Regions from separate parts of the Mus musculus genome. Here region 2 is linked to region 1. A link is a loop called in an ENCODE intact Hi-C map of the cell type or tissue named here. Cell type or tissue: left cerebral cortex. All regions are shown on one strand.

Region 1 (8,000 bases):
TTTAGAGTTTTACCCATGCATATGTGTTTTGATCAACCCTCCAGACACCCCCCCCCCCCCCAGTTTCCTCACTGTCCCTTCCCACCGCTCCAACTTGCCCCGCCCCCTTACGTTTTTAAGTAAGCCTCTGTTTAGCTCCAACCAGCTCAGGCAGCTGCAATGTTAAACATCTGTGGCTGGGTTGTTTGTTTGTTTGTTTGTTTGTTTTTAGATCAGGTAAATAGCTCCATCTTCTAAGATAAAGTTCTTAGACATGTTAGAGACAAGCCCTACCAGGATGTTATCAGACAACTCCAATTGATGGGGAATAGATCCCTTTGGTCCCTTCGGTGAACATGGGTGCTTCTTTTTACAGTTCTTCAGTGCTTCAGAACCCACAGTGCTTGAGTCTGCATATATTTTCTGACAAAACTACTCGTCCATATGAACATCACATTTAATGATCTAAAGAGAAAGTCCCATTTAGGATGGTTCTAGTCCTAATGCTAATGCTGCCTGGCCCTTAATTCTTGTATTGTACATAGATGGTTTGAATTGATATATATGCTCCTCATTATCCAACATAGGGCTTGTTACAAACAGCTTGCCTCATTTTCAGGGTCTGAAGTGGGCCTTGGGAATTTATATTTGTAGTGTTTTCTTTTTAATTGTGCATATGTACTGCAGGTATGCATGCACCCGTGTGAGTGTGTGTGTGCACACGTGTGTGCCACAAAGCATTCATGAGTAGGTGGTGGAACTTAAGACAATTTGCAGAAATTGGTTCTCTCTGTCCAGCACATGGGAGTTGAACTCAAGTCCTCAGGCTTGATGGTAAGTTCCATTAGTCATTACCTGCTAAGCCTACCTGGCACCCTTGTATATGTTGGAGAAAAGAATGAAGCTGTTTCGAGAGTTATTAGGATCAGAGCCTGTGCTCAGGGAACCCTGGTAGGCTAGACTCAGCCACATGTTAATAGGCCAATTCAACAAACAATAGTGAAAAACCATTTCTCCAGTGTGACGTTACCGGGGAAAAGGACAAGAAGATCCAATGATATCCTATATATAGCATGCTTCAGGCGTCCAGTTCATCTTTCCCAGGTCCTAACATGAGGATTCCAGTTAAGGATAGCAGCAGTTCTGCATAGCTGAGCAGACCCAGTCAAGTCACTCATCCTCTTCTTCTTCATTGTCTAGTCTGCAGCAGAGTGGTCTGACAAGTCTCAAGAAATGTGTGAGGTCTCTTTCTGGGAGACAGTTCCACTTCTGGTCAACACCAGATTTCTCAACCTTTTCTTTATTCCAGCATGAGAGATTTATTTGCAAGACAATTGTGATTTCTTGGAGTGCATCATCTCAGTAGTTTGACAGTTCAAAGGAGGGCCACTCTCATCTCCTAGGAATATTTCCATTCCCACTAAGATGTTTACATGGCCAACGTTTGGGGTCCAAATGTCAAGAATGTTGAAAGACTGGTACACTGTGTCAAGGCTAAGTCTGGTATATTGTCATGTGTAGTCAATGCTCATTGCCGTATTTGTTCACAAACTCGGCTCCGCCTTTCCTTGCTAATCTTCATTCTGTGGTGGAATGGGGGTGTCCATCAGCATAGTAAAAAACATGACTGGTCTTTTCATATTACTCCAAATGTGCAAGAGTCAAGGGACAAATATTGGAACTCTGGTCAGATTCGTAATTGTCTTGAATGAGTTGAAATGAGATTAATGTTTATTTTTAAACTCATAAATTTAAAGAAGGATGCTATTGATTTGAAAACCCTCTTTAGCTTGAATATAAATAACACAGCTGTGCAAGCTAGCTTTTTGTTGTTGTTGTTGTTAGGTGGACACAAGCTAGAATCATCTGAAAAGAGGGAACCTCAGTTGAGAAAATACCTGGATCAAATTGCAATGTAGGCACCCTGTGGGGCATTTTCTTAATGGTTGATGTGGAAGGGCAAGACCTAATGTGGGTGGTGCCACCCCAGGCAGGTGGTCCTGAGTTATCTAAATAGCAGGCTAAGCAGGCCATGGAGAGCACACCAACAAGTAACTTTCGCTCCTGGCTTTTGCTTCCATTCCTGCCTCTAGGTTTTTGTCTTGAGTTCCTGCCTGATCATGGACTTGTAGCCTGTAAGCCAAATAAGCCTTTTCCTCTCCAAGTCGTTTTTGGCCAGTGGTTTAACCCAGGAAGAGAGAAAGCAAATTAAGACTCTGACCATAAAATTTATTATCTCATAGGAGAATGCTTTTGAGATTGAAAGGGGGATTTCTATTAATTTTACCGTAAGAAAATCAGGTATATCAGTCACTTGAATTTTAGAAGATGAAATAAGGACAATATTTTTAATTTTTCTAAGCATGTTTGAGTTTTTTGGCTTTTGGCCTTAGGGTTAAGGTTCAATCAATATTTTCTCCCCTTCATCTGATTAATAAAAGATAAGCATTTGGTAATAAGTTACTCTTTAGAAGATAAAAGTGGGTGTGGTGGTGCATACCTGTACTCTCAGCCTTTAGGAGGCAGTGGCAGGAACATGAATAACACGAAGGGCAGCTAGTGAGTGGGTGACCAACCTGGATTACCCTGTTCAAAAAAAAAAAAAAACAACCCAAAACGAAACAGAACAAGCAAAAAAAAAACCAGACAAATGAGGTGTAAAAAAACCTGAAAAATGTTTTTGTTTGTCCATTTAAGTTTCCCCTCATCAGGTAGAAATGTTAACGTTACAATAAAGTTAAAAACGATCAGAGGCAGGGAGCCCCTGTCTCAGTGGAAATAAATAAGTAATAAAATAAAAAAAAATGTATCTCCGAAAGTCCTGATTGGTCTTCTTCCCTATAGAAAAATAGAATTTTGAGGAGGAAGTGTTAAGGTCCGTTATCTTTTGGGTAGACTAGGTCTGGAAGGAAGTTCAAAAGACTACAGTTTGTTGGTGGCCACGCCCACTGAGTGATGGATCAGCTACACCTGCACTTCCGACCTCCAGCGTTTTTCTAGAATCGCTTGTTCTCTGGGCAGAAGCCTCAGGGCATGTGAAGGTGGAAAAACTCCCACTCCTGGGTGACGTCACATAAGAGGGTGTGACCTTTTGGGAGGTGCGGCTTCCTAGGGGCGGAGCCAGGGAGGGAGGGGGCAGGGCGGCGGTCGGGGAGTGGGGCGCGCATGCGCGGTGAGGGGGCGGAACCGGGGCGGGGTTGTGCGCTGTGTTCTGAGAGAAGGCGGTGGCAGGATTCGGGCTGCGCGGGGACGGCGGGTTCGGGTCTGGGGTGGACGCCACCGGCCGGAGTGAGGCGGCCAGGAAACAAATCCCGGCCGGTCTTCAGGACCGGACAGCAACCAGCGGGGCCGAGGCCGGGGTGTGCGGCCTGGAGGACAGAGGCCAAGGCTGAGCAAGTGTCCGGGCCGGGGCGCGCCAGGTAGGTGGGCCGAGCTGGGCCGTGCCAGGTCCGGTGTGCCGGGCTTAGCGGAGTGGGCTGGGCGGCTGGGAGCTGGAGACACTGGGAACCCGGCCCGGTGGCGCCCGCGGTTGTCATGGCAGTGGTACAGCCTAGCGGTTCGCTGGCCGCGTCTTTGGAGCGCGATCCTAGACTTGCGGTCCCCTTGCCGCGGGCTTCTCGGGGAGCCGTGCGATGCTATACAACGCGCCCGCCGGCTGCATCTCTGCTGTATCCCATAGGCATCCGACGCTGAAGGCCTCGCGGTATCTCGGGTGTCAACACACCGGGTAAAAATAAACATACATGTTGGTGGGAGACACGGACTCTACGTCCTCGCAACTCTTTGAGCATTTTCTGTTCGCGCATCGGCCAGGACAGGATCTCCCTCACCTTTGCTTTATGTATTTTATATTCTTCTGGCTTTCCTAATAAGCTAATTGAGGCCTGAGAGGTTTGCAGGGATCCGTGGTCGTCTTTTGCAAAGCCAGTCATGAATGTGTAGGCCACGGAAACACTCAAAATGTCAGACACAAATATATATCTTTGTGGGCGAAGGGAAGGAGTGTTGATGGGCCTTGGTTTCTCTTGCCCCTTCTCTCCTGCCCTCTGACATTACATAATGGTGGGTTCCTCCTGCCTGGATTTGACAGCTCATGAAAATGTCTCTCTGGGTAAGAAGGAAGTAAGTATTGGCCGTTGTAAATCTTTGCCTCTTAATGTGTTTGATGTTGAGAGATTGCCTAAGAGTAGAATGTGATTTGTCACCTGCCAGTTAGGGCCTCTGGGCCAAGGGGATGGGGGTGGGGTGGTACGGAAGTTGGGGTGTTGCAGTAATATTCTGCTTCGTTCACTCCTGTTCCCCGGGTGGGTTGTGTGGACAATGGGGACATCACAGGGCTGGGACATCACACAGCTGGTTGATCTGGGTGTGAATCCTGAAGGTTTTGTCACTTGCTAACTCAGGTTCTCAAGACCCTCATCAGTAAGAGGTGTAAACAGAACCTCATTAGCTGCGTTTGTTTTGAAATCTAATTGCCAGTGTCAGGCAGTGAACAGCTATAGGTTGTCCTACTTAGCCTGGTTGTTGGGTGAAGACGGAATTTTTCTTTGGATCTGGACTAGGGCCCTTGTTTGAGGACTGCTTTGACAAAAGGTTTCTCTTCGAAAATTCAGTTCTTTCATTCGAGGAGGTCTGTGTATTGGTCTGTACCTGTGGTGGTATCAGGAGATTGAAATGCTGTTTCCTGGGTGGCACTACATGTGAACACCGTTGCCTGGAGGTGTGTTCCCTGTGTCTTGTCAACATGATGTAGAAGAGTCAAAGTCACTAGGATGGTCGTCTTTAAAGACTGGGCTTACCGGAGTGGATGTTGGGTAAATACAGAGAAACCAGAGGACTGTGTTCCTACAGTGAGAACATTTGTCATCCTTCCTTAGCTACTTGACTTGGTCTAGCTACTGTTCCTTTCAGAATCTGCTTAGGCCCCCAGGCAGACTCGGTTTAGGAGATACATTGTAATAGTTTATTCCATTGTTTTGGAAACTGGATACTTTGTAGTATTGCTGTTAAAATCAATATTGGTTGGCTAAAATCACCTTAAGGAAATGACACAGAAGCTTTGTATCAATGACCTGACCCTGGAGAAGTAGAAAGTGTGTGGTAAAGAATTATTCACTCTTTCCAGCTGCCTACCCAGGAGAATTCTCAGCCAGCCCCTGAATGCACCAAAGGAAGGGACTAGGGAGCGCTGGGGACCAGTAACTTCCATCACCACCCTATGGTTTAGCGTCTCAGAGAGACCTCAGAGTGGAGGGGAAACTTTCCATCGAGGCTATTTTTTTCTTAGTTTGGCTTTTTAGTGAAAAACTCCTCCTTAGCCTCCATTTCCAGAGAAGTTCTCAGCATCATCAACTACTTGATGGTGTCAGGAGGCTGACTCTGTAAACAGTGGAGAAAGCTGGATTATCTCCTGCTTCTTTTGCAGAACTTGATTGATGAGCAAGAGACTGGTCCTGGGGCAGAGGCTCTGAGCAGAGCATGTGTTAGGGAGACACTATTCACTCCTTGCAGGTCTGCTTCACTATGCTTGTCTCTCTGTGCTTAAAAAGGAAAAGGCTCTCACAAACCAGTCCCCAGAAACCCCTGGACTGATCCCCGCTCTCTTAACTGATAGGAACTACTTTTGGTGCCCTGGGTCCATATTCTCCAAATGTTAGCATCTCGCTGTGCCTCTGTGACCTTTCTCTAGTGGTCATGCTCTCATGGGGGGTAGGGGTGGGATGAGGCTTCGAGACAGGGTTTCTCTGTGGAGCCCTGGCTGTCCTGGAACTCACTCTGTAACCAGAATGGCCTTGAACTCAGAGCTCCGCCTGTCTCTGCCTCCCAAGTTCTGGGATTAAAGATGTATACCACAACTTCCCTGCTATTTTTTTAATAACTTAATCATAACTTGATGCTGAGTACCCTGTACCTCTAAATATTTCTAGATAAATTTTCTTCCTTTTAAATTTTATTTAAATTTATTATTTTTCAATATTTTCTCCTTGGTTCTTTGGGAATGTCACATCATGCATCCTGATTATGCTATTTCCCCATGTCTGCCCCTACCCTTGTGACCTCCTCCCCCAAGAAAATAAAAAATAAAAATAAAAAAATTTTAAACAACAACAAACCCAAGTCCGATTTGTGTTGTCTCTATACTCAATGGAGCATGGTCAAACTCCTAGTGGCCTGCCCCTTAAACAGTGTGACCCTTCCCGCACCCAGGCCAGAAACCATCAATGGTGAAAAGCTAACTTCAACATCTTTATCACACTTTTTAAGACTTCTGATGGCTTCCTGTTTAGGCTGCTGCTTTTGAGGAGTGGGGTGGGGGTGGAGTAGAGGTTGTCACAGAAGCCTCTGTCCTGTTTTTTTTTTTTTTTTCAACTATGCGTCTGCAGTCATTGATATCTCTGCAAAAGTAGCTTCCTTGCTCTTTCTAGTCAGTGGGGGCATGGAACATGGGCTTGTGAGGTGGAATTCTTAAAAATTAAACATTCTGGGGATGGGTGAGTGGGTGGGTGAGGGAGCACCTCAGAAGCAAAGGGGAAGGGGAATGGGGTGAAGGACTCAGGGAGGGGTGACCAGGAAGCGGGAGCAACATTTGGAATGTAAATAAAATAATTTAATTAAGAAAAGAGAAACCCAAAACATTCTATACATACAGTACTTAAAACCCAGGAAATGAACATGACACGGTGCAGTTATTTAATGCACAGGTCTTATTTAGATGTTAGAGATTGCTCCAATGACGTTCTTTATCTAAAAGAAACCCCCCACCTTGTTTATTGTTTGGGTGCTTTATGGGCACAGTCTCTTTTAGCGTTCCTTTGTGTTTAATTGCCATGTTTGACGCTGACATGTTTGAAGACTATTGTTTTAGATAATGCCTCTCAGTTTGGGTTCCCTGATACTTGGGTTCAGGTTGGTGCTTGTTGCAGGAGCAGCAGAGTTGCAGCCTTGTCAACTGGAAGATACTGCCTACGACCTCATTAAACATGAAGCTAGGCTTGTTAGCTTTGATACCTTGATGAGGATGATGTGGGCGTCACTGAGATGTTTCACTTTCCCCTTGGTGATTAATATGTATCTCTCAGGGATGCAGGGCAGTGTCACTCCTTATATCCAGCCTCAGCTAGAGCCTATTGGTGCCTTCTATGTGGATTATGCTAGAGTTGACAAAGATTTTCTAATTCTTGTATCCTTCTACCTGTATTAAAAAGGATACCTTTTCTTTTGGCCAATACGCACTTGTAACTTTGAGTTACATCCATGGCCATGAAATGTTGCCTCATTTATTAGACTTTAATCTGTTGCTGTCATTATTTCTTTGTTACTCAGAGGTCCTGGAGTTGGCCTTTGGAACGTGTTCCCATCATACTCTAAGGACTTCTTTTTCATCCTGGCACAAAATCTCTGAGACGCCATTTGCATTTTCCTTGCCCCAGCCTCAGAATCAGCTGTTTCCAGAACTCTATTCCTTTCATGGAGAGTGGCTATAGACTCCAGGATGCCAGCTGTAGTTGTGCTAGTGAAGGTGATGTCATCGCATTTATTTATGTTTATATTTCATGCTTATATTTGTAGTGCGGGAAGTCAACCTCGATTTCAGGTATGCCGGGGAGGCCCTCTGCCACTGAGTTCTGTAAGTTACATGGTCAGTCTTTGGGTCATTGCCTTGAGACCTTTTCAGTGGACCAGTGCTCTTGTTAGAGCTGGCCTGATGGCTCAGTAGGTAGAGTCACCTGCTTCAGAGCCTGACAATCTGAGCTCCATTCTTGGTGACTCAAAACAAGTTAAAGTGTGGTAAGTTTAAACTGCAGCTCGAATAAGCCTAAGAGTAGTCCCATTACCTCTGATTGCTAAGAGTACCATTTCCTCGGATTTGCTTTTTCAGTTTCATGCTGTGTCGTGGAGTGTTGTTTGTGTACTGATGTGATGAGCTTGTCCTTTTTGAGAGTAGGGCTTCATATTCCAAAGTAGGGGTGTGCTGTAACTCATTGTACTGTCTTGTATTGGAGGGCAGGTAGGTCCTTTCC
Region 2 (8,000 bases), 66 kb after region 1:
CTAGAGAAAATACCCTTCAATCATTCAGGTGCACTGAGATATTTTTAAGCCGTACAAACTGAAGGGATGCGTCAGCCTCTACCTAGCCTTGCAGTCTCAACAGTGCTACGGGGTGCTCCTCGGGAGCAGGCAGACAGTCACACTAGAAAGGATTGAGACTTTGCGGCCAGGGGACTGTGCGACAGCTGCGTGAACAGTGGCTCTAACATGGTATGTTCACGCATGTGTGAGAGCGAGGAACAGCTGGCAGAACAGGATGAATGCAGCCATTGTATGATCAGAACCAAACAAGGTGGTTGGGCTTTGGGCAAGGTGTCCGTGACTTTTCTATGATTGTGGAAAACACCATGTCCAAGGCAGCTTAAAGGAGAAGTGGGGTAAGAGTCTGCGATGGTGGGGAGGCACAGCGGCAAGCAACAGCAGTCTCAGCTGGAGCATAAGCTGAGGGCTCGCACCTTGGACCTCAAGCACACAGCAGAAAGAGCAGCTAGCAGTAGAGAGAGGCCTCAAGCATCCAAGCCCACCCCTAGTGATGTACTTCCTCCAGTGAGGCCACACTTCCTAAACCTCCTGACAGTGTCCTCAGCCTGGAAACAGAGGTTCAGATGCCTGAGACTATGGAGGGGGTACTTCAGGGGACAGTGATCATGAGGAATTGATTGACTTTAATTAACGTTACTTGGGACACACCAAGGCATTGGTCTTCCCTAACCTGCAGTGTGTTGTGCTTCCTCCTTAATTTCTGTCTTTCTAATTCTTTCAGGGATTCCCCCATTTCTTTCTGTCCATCTCACTGTCTTTCTTTCATCCTGCTCCCTGCATAGAGCTTACCTCCTGTGACTGTGAGGATGCAGTTTGGAGTTAGAGTTGACCCCATATGCTTGATGATGACAGAAATACAGATAGTATAGTAGCTGCCACCTTAACTGTCTCGAGTGTACCCGATGGCATTAGATACGTTTGCACAGCTGCACAGCTGTTGCTACCATCTAACTTCAGAACTCTTGTTATCTTAAAAAACTGGAGATTTAGTAATGTTTAGTGCCCTTCTTTTATTTTATGTGTATCTATAAGTGCCTACATATATCATATTATATTGTATTGTGTTATATTATATTTATTGTATGTAACTATGCTGTCACTCTGAATCAGAAGGCTACCCTAGCACTGGTGGTGGGAGAGGGAAAAGAACGAGAAGACAGGTTTTTAAAATCCCCTGTCTTACTGACAGTGTGATCATGGTGTCTCTGGGAGTATTATTTTAAGCTTTCCTTTGGGTTTATGTAGAGCAATGAGCTAAGTAGAACTCTCTCCAAAAGGGTTCCTTTTTACCCCGTCTTGATTTTGTAGCTTGCAGTGAGCTGCACACTCCATCGCTAGATCGAAAACCAAATAGTTTTGTGGCTGTGAGTGTCACCACCCCTCCGCAGGCGTTCTGGACGAAGCACGCACAGACGGAGATCATCGAGGTGGGTGCTGCTGGTCCCTCTCTGTCAGGGAGCCCTCCTGCTCATGGTTGTCAGTGGCCCCAGCAGAAGGGCCACTCAGTTCTTGGGTAGCTGTGGCTTTGGTTCCATTTCAGCTCATTTATCCATTTTGTCACAGTTCTGGGATGGCCCTTCATTTGCCACATCCTGCCTGCTTTGATGGACTGTTGATTAAGGAGGGACCTATAGGCTGATTGACTTTTAAGAGATAAGACATAGCTCTCCCTTGTCACTCCCGTTGCTGCTATGATTAGAGAATTCTGTTCATTCCCCAGTGCTTGGAAGGTGTTTACTGTTAGGCTGGGGCATGCCTGTATTCTTTATTAACTTTTATTTTTGCATTTTTTATGTTCTGTATTGTGTGCTTTTAAAAAATAATTTACATAGCTTTACTTAGTGAAGTTTACAATATCTTTTTAGATAGTTGAGCACATTATATGAGTTATGGTACAGGTCATAGGAGTTTCTGACATGGCATTTCACAGGGTTTTATTTGTAATATGAATAATTACCAAATCAAGCTTCATTTTAATTTTTATATTTCTATGCTTTATACATGAACTCATTAATACATAATTTTAATTCAACTTTTCCATTTTAGAAACTAGCCCCCTCTAAGTGAGGTTGCCTATGGTAGAAGCACTTGTTGAGCACAGGCCTCAGGCCAAGCAGTGTTGATTATTGGTACAAAACCTACAAGGACACAGCCCTTGCCCTCTAGCTTCCCAAGGATAAGGGGGCTGAAATACCCCTGATCATTTCATGCACCGGAAAGAAAGCCTGGGGACCATTAGGGTAGCAGGGTGGGGACACAGGAGCTATATCCCTTTAAGCAGGCTTCCTAGCCAGGACTTGACCTCAGGTCCAGGCAGAGGCCTGGTTCCGCATGTCTTGCAGGTAATGCTTGTGCTTCTAGTCTAGGACTGAACGTAGTATGTGGTGCCAGGTGATAGCAGAACATCATGGGATTTAAGAAATCACTAGATCTGCTTAGTGTGTGCAAGAAACTGATTTTGTAGGCTGAGCAAGGTGCTTGCGATACAGCACAGTAGCTAGCTTTGCAGGACTTCTGCAAGGAGGTCTTCTGCCTCTGACAGGTGTCTGGGGGAAGGATGCAGGATGACTTTAGTGGATGGAAGGAAGGAGTGAGTGGGGAGAACAGGTATGTGGGGAGAGAGGCTGGAGGTAGACTTTGTAGAAGGGTTTGTGGTCTCCTGGTCATTGCCTGCTCAACAAACAAGGGGGCACCAAAGCTGAATCCTAGACCTTTAGCCTGCTTTAACAGATTCCCAGGCATGAGAAAGGATGATGGGGGAAGGCTCATAGACCCCCTAGGAGGGGCTGCCCAGCAAGTACTGAGAGACTAGACCTAGAGCTGCTGAGAAGAGTATGTAGAGCTCTGAGGCAGAGCTGCCAGAAAATAGGTACCTTTGATCTAGAAACTAGACCCAGTCCTAAAAGAGGACAGCTCTCAAAAGGTCAGTTTTAATTATTCCAAACACAGGAGTCTAGAGATAATTACTGAACCCGTCCATTTCCTCTTTCCTCTGCCTTTGCATGAACCTGAAAGGAACACCCCTAAAGAACAGTCTAAAATATAGCACACCGAAACTGCACTGCAAGAACACCAATGGATGTTGACCGCAAACTCATTTCAGGTTCAGAAAGGTCCTCCTCTAGGAGCAAATCCTCTGCACAGCCTCTGCAGGAGCCTGCTTGTCCTGTCAGATTGGCGATGATCTTGCCAGGATAGATTTTCCTCTTTGGAGAGCAGAGTTCTTTGGTTCTTGTCTGGTGCTGCCATTAGTGTTTGTGTTGAACAGACAGTAAAAACGTTAATTTCCTCATTCTGAAAATGTTAGGACAGTTAAAAACAAGTCCTTAAAATAAAATCCAACTCTTGTTTTCTGTTCTAGGGAACCAACAACCCTATCTTTCTAAGCAGCATTGCCTTCTTTCAAGACTCCCTTATCAATCAGATGACCCAGATCAAGCTGTCTGTGTATGATGTCAAAGACAGATCTCAGGGAACAGTTAAGTATCGTGCAGTCGGGCAACAGTCTCTCTTCATTTAGAGTTGTGTTACAGTCCAAGCAGGATGGAGTTCACCACTGCCTTATGAATTAACCTGTGTGGAGACACACTTGTCTCTGGGAATTCTCTTCTGACCTTTGTCATGGGTTCACGAGGTGAGGGTGGGTCGGTTATAGGAACCACCGACTTCCCTGGATTGTGGTACGTGGGTCAGAGGGACGCCAAGCGTCCTTCTACTGATCTCCCTCTCTCCCCCAGATGTACTTACTGGGCTCTGGAACATTCGTGGTCAAAGATCTGCTCCAGGACAGGCATCACAGATTGCATCTGACACTGAGGTTGGTGTTGCCTTCATTCCTTGGAAAGGGTCTAAAGGTTTGCCCCTCCGTCCTCCCAGCAACTGTCTAGGGGAGGCAGTGGTGCCTGCCGAGGGGAGGTAAGATGGACCGCTTAGTGTGCCAGAAGGCCTGTCAGGATGCTTCCTTCCTTGCTGCTCCCAGGACCCTGGTGACTCAGGATGGCTGAGCTTTGCCTTAAGAAAAGCAGCTGAGCCAATGCAGTGCTTGTCAAGGCGCGATGCTTGTTGCAGGTCTGCAGAGAGTGACCGTGTCGGCAACATAACTGTGATCGGCTGGCAGATGGAGGAGAAGTCCGACCAGCAGCCCCCTGTGACCCGGTCTCTGGACACTGTCAATGGAAGGGTGAGTGGGAGCCTTTCTCATCTCCGTCAGAGGCATAGGAGCATTGATTATCTTCATACACATCTGTCTCAGTGAAGGGCAGGGCCTGCTGCTTGACGTTGCCTTCCATGGGACTCTCCGGGCTTTCTTGGGTATGACGCCAAGAGGAACGGAAGGGCTCCTGCTCTGCTGACCTGGAACTGGTCTCTGCTCCCTGAGCCACACCAGCCACTTCCATAGCACAGGGTTGAGAGCAGAGCATCTTTGCTAATGTATGTGGTGCAGAGCGGGAAGGTGTGGGCGAAGAGGTAATGAAGACCTATGCCTTCCATCACACCCTGCCAGTGACTGACTTTCCCAGTCACCTTCACACTCCCTCCCAGTCAGGACTGTCCCTGCCTATCTCCTGTCTCCTCATGTCCCACACAGTCTCTCACCCAGACAGTTACCAAACGAGAATTCCAACTTAAGAGCCAGTGCTGTTGAAGAAGCATTATAAAATGAGACCTCAGTTGCCAAAGTGTGCTCAGAGCACTTGCACTGAGGATGTTCTTGATGGCTGCTGCTCTTCTGTTTCATTTTGTGTACCACAACCCTGACACCCAAGGTGCAGTGACTCAGAAGACAGACAGACACTCAATGAAAAAAAGGCAGTATGAGGAAGGACATAAGTGTGTGTGCTAGTCAGCTGTGCACTGTGGACCAGCCCAGCGAGTGTGTGTGATACACAGGCTTATGTCTGCGGCCTTGATGGAGTCTCCACACCGTTCTTGTCCTTTTCTGTAATTTTTATCAGATGGTTCTGCCCGTTGATGAAAGCTTGACTGAGGCCTTGGGAATCCGATCCAAATATGCTTCTTTGCGAAAAGACAGCTTACTGAAAGCAGGTAAGCAGCTTCCTTTCATGTGACTGGCCACCCTTTACTCCCACCCACTTTGATTGGCACACTCATGCCCCAATTGGCACCTATCTGCTGTTCTTCATCAATATGGCATTTTCGGCAGTATGCAGAGCCAGAAATCCCTTGAGGAAGGGGCTCCATTTCACTCTTATTAGATATTGACTTTAGTGACTGACCATGTTCCTTGCTGTTCAGAGTTACTACCATCGTCTGACAGCAAGGAGTGTCAGGCACTGCTTGGAGGGGCTTGCTTTATGTGGGTTTGGGGTTTTGAGTTTTGTTGTTGCTGTTTGCTTGCTTATTAGTTCTCTTGGGAAAACAGGGCCATAGAGTCACTGAGGGCCCAAGGAGGAGCGGTGCAGTGGGTCTGCAGCCGTTTCACCCACAGCCTATCTTCTTGCATTCCCACCTCAGTGTTTGGTGGTGCCATCTGCCGCATGTACCGCTTCCCAACTACTGATGGTAACCACCTACGGATCCTGGAGCAGATGGCAGAGAGCGTCCTCTCCCTGCACGTGCCTCGGCAGTTTGTGAAGCTACTGCTGGAAGAAGATGCAGCCAGGTGAGGCCAAGTGGATGGACACTTACCACTCATGAGCACGTGCCTACGACAGGCTGAGTGCAGACCCAGGCTCTTCCCTTGCTGGCCCCATGGCCCCAGCCATCTGAAGCCTGTTTGCTCCTCTGACTTACAGTTTGGCGGGCAAGAATTTACGGGGCTGAGCTTGAAGCCCCAGAGGCTTGGCTAACATCAGCCTATCTTCCCTTCTTTCTCTCTCTTTTCCTTCTCATCCCTCCTGTTTGGAACCATAGAGATGAGAGCTCAGAGGATGGCCCTACAGAGTCCTCCCCTCCCACAGAGCCAATCTTTTATCCCGAGGTATATTTCTCAGTTCCAAAGAAGGCTGAGACTATTTCCTCTCTGTCTCAGACTGTGACCTCCACAGCTTTTTCTAAATCAGCATTAGTGATTAACATCATGTGTGTTACTGCTTCAAAGAGCTTCTTCATTGGGCAGGTGCTTTAGAGCCAGCTAAGGTGTTGGCAGCAACTGTACAGGCAGGGCTGACACCCAGTGTAGGCAGCAAGCATGCTCAGATGGGAGATGGGGCTCTCCAAGAAGTGTGAGACTGTCGCTGTGTTCTTGACATGGAAAGGAGGTTGTTGGGAAGAGGGTGGGGAGGTGAGTGGTTTCTCACATCTCCCGTCCTTCTCTTCTGGAGTAATGCATCGTTCCGCAGAGAACCAGACCAGTGCTGGAATGAGTGTTCAAGGTCACCAGGCAGAGCTCCTCCTCAGCTGCTTCTCTCCTCCCCACATTCGCTGCTGGCCTTGAGCATTTACCTTGGCTCCTGTAGTTTCTCTGCGTGCTTCCTGCGTGCACAGTGATCTCTCCCATCATCCTGTGAGGATGGCAGTGGCACTGCTGGCCTGGTCCTAACTGCAGGGAGGTGAGCCAGCCCTGTGGCCTGATGTGTGTGTGTTTTGCTTGCAGGGTATGTGAGTTGGAAGAGTTGGGGGAGCTGTCCCCTTGCTGGGAGAGCCTCCGGCGCCAGATTGTCACCCAGTATCAGACTATCATCCTCACCTACCAGGAGAATCTGACTGACCTCCATCAGTACAAAGGTGGGTGTGGCCCTGTCTTCCCAGGTTCCTGCATCTCCCACACTCTTAACCAGGCACTGAAGGCTTGGGATGCTCAGACTTTCTGATTATCTTGAGTGGGATTTTAAAAATAGATTCTCATGTAGGTGTGAATTCTTTCAACTCTGGGGTTTTCAGATCTTAATTGAAATGATAAATCAGTGAATTCTGGTGTTATCTCCTAAAACAATCCCTGTGAAATGAGGTCGAAGTGAAGCGGTTTCAGGTTACCTTGGCCGCGTGGGTTCTTCTCCTCACACCACTGAAAACCAACAGATATGGACTGTTTGCCTGAAGCAAAGCAGTTTCCTAGTTTTAATATTCAATGCCATTTTAAAGGAAGGTGTAAGTTGTCAGAGTGCAGTTTGCTATTTTAAACTCAAGAGAAAGTGAGGTTTAGACACCTCAACTTTCTTTTTTCTTTCTTCTTTTTCCTTTTTCCCAGGCTGGAGTCTGTGAGGGGTGGGGGTGTAAAGCCCAGGGCTTAGTGCATGCTAGGAGAATGCCCTTCTTGAAGATGATATTTGGTTTTCAAACTATGCAATTTCTTTTTAACCCATTTTCTTTCTATTCCAAATGGGATAGGTTTTTTTTGTTTGTTTGTTTAATTGTTTTAGTCTTTGAAAGTACTCTTTTTTTTCTCTTTCTTTTTCTCCCCCCCCCCCCCCCCCCAGACAGGGTTTCTCTGTATAGCCCTGGCTGTCCTGAAACTCACTCTGTAGACCAGGCTGGCCTCAAACTCAGAAATCCTCCTGCCTCTGCCTCCCAAGTGCTGGGATTAAAGGTGTGCGCCACCACTGCCCGGCTTCTTTTTTTTGACCTTTCTTTCTTTCTTTTTTTTTTTTTTTTCTTATAGCTTATTTATTTTGGAAAGATTTATTTTTGAGATTATAATATAAATATATTTCTTCCTTTCCTCCTTCCCTTTCATTTTGTTTTTTGTTTGTTTTTCTTTTTTGCTTTATTTATGTATATGAATGCCTTGTCCTTCTGCCTGTCTGCAAAGCAGAAGAGGGCATCAGATTCCATTATAGCTGGTTCTGAGTCACCACTTAGATGCTAGGAATTGAATTTAGGACCTCTGGCAGATCAACTAGTGTTTGTAACCACTGAGCCATGTCTCCAGCCCCACTCCTTTTTTTCAGAGTAGTCTTTACCTTTGGTTTCTTTCCTTCTATATACTGATTTGTCAGTTTGAGGGAAATCTGTGATTTTCACAGACAATATAGGAACTTGTTCATAAACTTAGCAAG

The links. A loop is a pair of places that touch in the nucleus more often than their neighbours do. Peaks named below come from ENCODE experiments on the same cell type or tissue, not always from the same donor. Only the 100,000 strongest peaks of a DNase experiment are listed, where the experiment ranks them.
Region 2: a loop joins it to region 1, with 3 times the contacts of the local background. A loop is called at or near these places in 7 of 42 quality-filtered maps.

The regions. Positions count from the first base shown.
Region 1 is chr1:37,296,721-37,304,720 of GRCm38, forward strand. Inpp4a (inositol polyphosphate-4-phosphatase, type I) reads left to right here and starts at 3,118. Exons shown (of 26, transcript NM_030266.4): 1 at 3,118-3,398. In left cerebral cortex, no CTCF peak of the experiment used is centred here; DNase peaks (open chromatin) are centred at 3,097, 3,512, 3,873, 4,197 and 1 more place; H3K4me3 peaks cover 2,500 bases; H3K27ac peaks cover 1,153 bases.
Region 2 is chr1:37,362,760-37,370,759 of GRCm38, forward strand. It overlaps Inpp4a (inositol polyphosphate-4-phosphatase, type I), which reads left to right. Exons shown (of 26, transcript NM_030266.4): 5 at 1,351-1,469; 6 at 3,404-3,520; 7 at 3,780-3,859; 8 at 4,111-4,222; 9 at 4,998-5,088; 10 at 5,518-5,665; 11 at 6,599-6,729. Among named protein-coding and RNA genes, the nearest start is that of 4930439A04Rik, 33 kb to the left of the region's middle. In left cerebral cortex, no CTCF peak of the experiment used is centred here; DNase peaks (open chromatin) are centred at 4,655, 5,157, 5,574 and 6,210; H3K27ac peaks cover 2,398 bases.